Linked DNA regions of Homo sapiens: region 1 is linked to region 2. The links are chromatin loops, found by intact Hi-C in ENCODE. Cell type or tissue: right lobe of liver. All regions are shown on one strand. Links, peaks and the distances in the headings refer to the core of each region. The heading gives the core; the rest is flanking DNA.

Evidence for each region. Peaks named below come from ENCODE experiments on the same cell type or tissue, not always from the same donor. Only the 100,000 strongest peaks of a DNase experiment are listed, where the experiment ranks them.
Region 1: it touches region 2 in a loop (2.6-fold over the local background); 8 of 110 quality-filtered maps call a loop at or near these places.

What each region holds. Positions count from the first base shown.
Region 1 is chr4:39,123,747-39,126,556 of GRCh38, reverse strand. It overlaps KLHL5 (kelch like family member 5), which reads right to left. Exons shown (of 11, transcript NM_015990.5): 11 at 324-2,810. Among named protein-coding and RNA genes, the nearest start is that of WDR19, 57 kb to the left of the region's middle. In right lobe of liver, for the core only: no CTCF peak of the experiment used is centred there; no DNase peak of the experiment used is centred there.
Region 2 is chr4:38,928,727-38,931,536 of GRCh38, reverse strand. It overlaps FAM114A1 (family with sequence similarity 114 member A1), which reads right to left. Exons shown (of 15, transcript NM_138389.4): 10 at 2,204-2,295; 11 at 1-86. Among named protein-coding and RNA genes, the nearest start is that of MIR574, 62 kb to the right of the region's middle. In right lobe of liver, for the core only: no CTCF peak of the experiment used is centred there; a DNase peak (open chromatin) is centred at 1,056; H3K27ac peaks cover 1,948 bases.

The DNA.
Region 1 (2,810 bases), core at 212-2,711, 190 kb before region 2:
GCCCAAATAATTACCCAGGACTAGGGGGAAATGAGGGTGGCAGTGAAGTCTAGCGATGATGCCAATACCCACATCTGTCAATACGGCATTTCTTCAAGAGGCTTGCAAGTTGTTCAGCCCCAGGAGAAGATACAAAAAAACACGGTACTCTCCTACATCTCAGGAATGAGGACAGAGGCTGTGATGGAAGAGGTGGTGCGTTCATATAAGTTCTTTAAGACTCAGAATGATGAAAATGCCATAAGTAGCCTGTAATTTTTCATGGCATTTGATTTTTTTTACTCCAGTTAAAAAATAAAAAATATTACATGAGTATTATCTAGTCACAGTGAAATTAAATATCATTTTATTGAATATTTGTTTTTGTGTAAGAGTTATCAATAATTTCAAATATTACAGAGTTCATGAAAAGATGTCTATTTCAACTTTCAGAAAACATTTGTGGAATGCCTGCCATGTACCGGACGGTGGGGAAGTTCCCCGTTAACTCTCCCCTCATGGTTCTCGTTGTTTCTCACTCCCTTCTTAGGTTGAAATTAAGATTTAAGAGCCTTTCTGTTAGATTTTTAGAAATTCATTTATTTGCAAATTACAGTGAAAAATTTCTCTTCCAGATGCATATAAATCCGAAGTTTTTATCCTAGTGAAGCGTACAGAATGCTATTGTTATGACATTTAAGTATCATAACATAATGTAGCTAATAAAGCTTTTTAAAAATTATGGTAAAGTGTATGTGAAATTTACCATTAGTGACATTGAGTACCTTCACCATGTTGTGCAATCATCCCCAATAAGTAGTTCCAGAACATTTTCATCACCCTAGAAGGAAACTCCTTTTTAGCAATCTCTCCCCACTCCTTTCTCTCAGCTTCTTACAACCATTTATCTGCTTTCTGTCTCCATGGATTTGCCTATTTTGGATATTTCATATAAATGCACTCATGCAATACGTTGCCTTTTGTGTCTGCCTTCTTTCACTTGGCAAAAATGCGCTCAAGGCTCATCCATGCTTTAGCATGTATCAGTCCCTCATTTCTCTTTATGGCTGAATATTCTATTGTGCCGTGTGGAGATACCACAATTTGTTTATTCATTCATCAGCTGATGGCCATTTGGGTTGTTTCCTCTTTTTTGGCTACTGTGACTAGTGCTGCAATGAATATTTGCGTGAAAGTTTTTGCTTGAACACCTGTTTTCAGTTCTTTTCAGTATATGCCCAGGAGTGGACTTGCTGGGTCATATGGTAATTCTTTTTTTTAACTTATTGAGGAACTGCCAAACTGTTTTCCACAGTGGCTACACCATTTAACATTCCCACCAACAACGAATGAAGGTTTTCAATTTCTCCACATCCTCTCTAACATTTATTTTCTCTATTATTCATTTTTTTTCCTGTAGGTTTAGATCCTAGGTCTATTTCGTCATTCTAATAGGTGTGAAGTGGTATCTTCTTGTGGCGCTGATTTGCATAATGACTGATGAGGTTGAGTGCTTTCCATGTGCTTGTCGGCCATTTGTATATCTTCATTAGAGAAATGTCTATTTAAGTCCTTTGCCCATTTTAAAATTGGTTTGTCTTTTTGTTGTCGAGCATCGGAGTTCCTTATATATTCTAGGTATTAGTTCCTTACCAGATATGTAAGATTTACAAATATTTTCTCCCATTCTGTGGGTTGTCTTTTCACTTTCTTCATAGTGTCCCTTGATATGTAGAAGCTTTTAATTTTGATTTTTTTTTTTTTTTTTTTTTTTTGCTGTTGTTGCTTGTGCTTTTGGTGCCATATCTAAGAAACCATTGCCAAATCCAAGGTCATGAAGATTTATTCCTGTATTTTCTTCTCAAAGTTTTATGGTTTTAGCTCTTACATTTAGGTCTTTGATCTATTTTGAATTAATTTTTATATATGGTATGAAGTACAGGTACAAATTCATTCTTTTGCATGTGAATATTCACTTGTCTTAGCACTATTAGTTGAAGACACTGTTCTTTCTTCATTGAATGGTCCTGGAACCCTTGTCAAAAATCAATTGACCATAGTGTATTGGCGTAATTTGTTTCTGGACTTTCCATTCTACTCTATTGCTTTATATATTTTTATACCAGCACAACACTGTTTTGATTGAAGTAGCTTTGCAGTAAATTTTGAAATTGGAAAATGTGAGTCCTTCAACTTTATTCTTGTTCAAGATTGTTTTGAACAGACTTGAGTACCTTCAGTAACTTGCAATCCCATATAAATTCTAGGGTCAGCTTTTCAGTTTCTGTAAAAGGGTCACTGGAATTTTAATGGGGATTGTATTAAATCTATAGACTAATTTTGGGAGTAATGCCATCTTAACAATGTTAAGTCTTCCAACCTGCCAGCACAGGATGTCTTCCATTTATTTAGGTCTTCTTTAATTTCTTTCAGCAACGTTTTGTACTTTTCAGTGTCCAAGTCTTGCACTTTCTTGGTCAAATTTATTTCTAAGTATTTTATTCTTTTTCATGTTATTGTAAATGAAATTGTTTTAATTTCCCCTCAGGTTTTTCTTAGACTTTTGTGTGTTGATCTTGCAACCTGCAACATTGCTGAATTTTTAAAATCAGCCGGAATCATTTTGTGGATTCTTTAGGATTTTTAATATATAGGACCATGTTTTCTGCAAATGTAGTTTTACTTCTTCCTATTTGGGATTCATTTTATTTCTTTTTCTTGCCTAATTGCTCTGGCTAGACCTTCTAGTATAATGTTGAATAGCAGTGGGGAAATCAGGAATTTTCATGATATTAGGGGAAAAATTTTCAATGTTTTGCTATTATGTTGTT
Region 2 (2,810 bases), core at 58-2,557:
TTTGTTTCTTCTTCGGACACTTTTGCCACATCTACTGACACCACGGTTTGATCCTCTTCCACCCAGTCATGAGCCCTCTTCATGGCCTGCAGAGGTCCCCAACCAAACAATCCTTTTATGGCGCAAATATGGAAACTAAGTCATTCCAACCCCAAGACTAGAATCAAGTGTCTCTAAGCCTTCAAGAATGGATCTCTGTATGTTTGGAGGATGACGGGGCAATTTTTCAACCCCCGAAAAAGATAACCTTGTTGTTGCTTTCTGGTAAATATAAAGTAGAAAAGAGGGACAGAACAGAAGGTATGGAAAGAACAATGCAAGCCTGAGGACTCTTCAAAAAGCATTTAAAAATGATATTCAGATAAGAATAAAAATGACAGTCACATTGAAAAATCTATGGTATATTTTTCACTTTTCATGACCATCTATAAAAGAATAATAGTATTTTTAAAAATATGTGTTAGAAATTGAGCCATGGGGCCGCGGCTACAGCAAATGTCCTCATCTGATATATTTCAGGAAGCTCTTCATGTTTCATGAACCTAACAATGTATCATGCTGGGAAGGTGAAGAAGGGCTCTGCGTTTCTTGATTCATGACAGGTCTTCCACCCTCAAGGGGGAGAAGAGAAGCGCTGCTGGAAAGGTCTGGTGCTGCTCTGTGTCTAGTTTAATTTCACATGAGTGCAGTTTACGCACTCTGTGCCCTGCAAAATCATGGCTAAATTAAACAATCAGAAACCTCCTCCCCTGCCTGTTATTCCCTGAATTTAGAACGAAGGGGCAGACTCACTCCAATTTTATCATTATAGTTTAAGCTGTTTGCTTAAGTAAAAGTTGTTTTGGGGCTTACACTAAACTTACTTCCCACGTTAAATCTTACACGCCAAAGTTAAAAATATCAGAGTGTTGAATGGTAAGTTAACAGCAAGAAGATCTGGGGAGAGAAAACCCAGCAAAACTGTCCTCAGTGTGTCCTCTATTACAGACAAAGATTTAACCCTAAGCAAATAAGCCAGTGGAATCTCAGAGCCACCACATGCCCCCTCTGAGCAGTGGCAGATGCTGCACGGAGATGAATGAGGCAACTTCCCACTGTGTTCAAGTCACTGACCTGCCAGAATCAGTGACCCCCATCAGAGATAAAGAAATTACTCATCTCACCTCCTCATTCTGCCCTTTTCCTCACCCACCTGGATAAGTGAGTACCTATGTAAACCACTGCTTGCTAAAAAGAAGAAAGAAAGAGAGAGAGAGAGAATGGAAAAACATCATGCAGTTTTAAGTAATTAATGATCATGGCCTCTAAAGAAACTTCACAGCAAGACCTTGTACTAACTTGCAAAACACACTGTGGTATTATTAGAGGAACCCAGATTGTTAAAGCTGGAATGGTCTTAGACATGATGCAGCCCCTGTGCTCCAGGTGGGAGGAACTGTGGGGTTTACCTGGCTGACGTGCCTCTCTCTACCTAATTCTGGCATGTTTCTTTAGAAGGGGGGCGGGGTGAAATTTGAAAAAAGCCTCTTGGTGATTCTGCACCCTTTTTCCCTGCCCTAACCTGATGATAACTACTGCTCCGACATAACATTCTATTTTGCCATGAAAAGGTAAGTGACTTATTCAAGGTTACAAGGTAATTACTAGTAAAATTACAACTAAAATGCAGATCTCATGACACAGTCTAGCATGTTCTCCACCACCACATTCCATTATGTTGCCTCCTCAAATCTTTTCGTTTTTTCCTTTTTTTAAAATTTGAGAGAGAGTCTCACTCTGTCACCTAGGCTGGAGTGCTGTGGCACAATCTCAGCTCCCTGCAACCTTGGCCTCCTGGGTTCAAGCGATTCTCTTGCCTCAGTCTCCCGAGTAGCTGGGATTACAGGCATGCGCCACCGCACTTGGCTAATTTTTGTATTTTAGTAGAGATGGAATTTCACCATGTTGGCCAGGCTGGTCTCAAACTCCTGACCTCAGGTGATCCACCCGCCTTGGCCTCCCAAAGTGCTGGGATTATAGGCGTGAGCCACGTGCCCAGCCCCTCCTCAAATCTTAATTACTGACCTCAAACTCCTCTCCCGGCACTATGCCACATAAGATTTGGGGGTTTTCCATTTCAGGTGCATCTCTGGAACTTTACAACAGAGACTCTCCCCTGCACTGTTTTTTTTTAACCAGAAACTATAAATCAGACAGTGCTGACCTTATTGAGTTTGTCAGGTGTGGCCGCCACATGTAATTCAAAGAGAAGCTCTGTAAGCATGCGAGCAAATTCTTCTCCCTTTTCTTCTAAGCCTAGAAATAGAACACGACAGAAGAAGCGTGATTTATTTTTCATCCTTCAGGATGTGGCAGCTCCCCCAACATTACAGCCTGCAGCTGGGGTAGACTAAGTGGAGGTTGTAGCAGCCTGCCCGCCAGCCGCTGGGCAAAGATGAATGTCTTCCATTCGTGAGCATGGCAGTGAGGCAGCAGATGCATCCGGGTGCAGGGCCGCTGAAGTCTTGCTGTTTGGCAGCTCCAGCAGGGACACCCCCAGGACAACCCAAAGGCAACAAGAGGTCAGGGAGGGACCTCGCTTGTCTTGTTCACAGCTGTAGGTGGTCAGCAGCTATTTGCTGAAAGAAGGACTGGGATGAACAAAGGCATGACCTTTCTCAGGCCTAAGAGACCTGGGACAACATCATATTTATGACTTCGATATTGTTATGCTTAGCATTGCAACCCTAATGGTACCCAGGTGCCCTTTTATGTCCACAGAGCCACAGTGCTGAATAAACCGAATTAGTCTCAACCATCTCTCTGGAGAA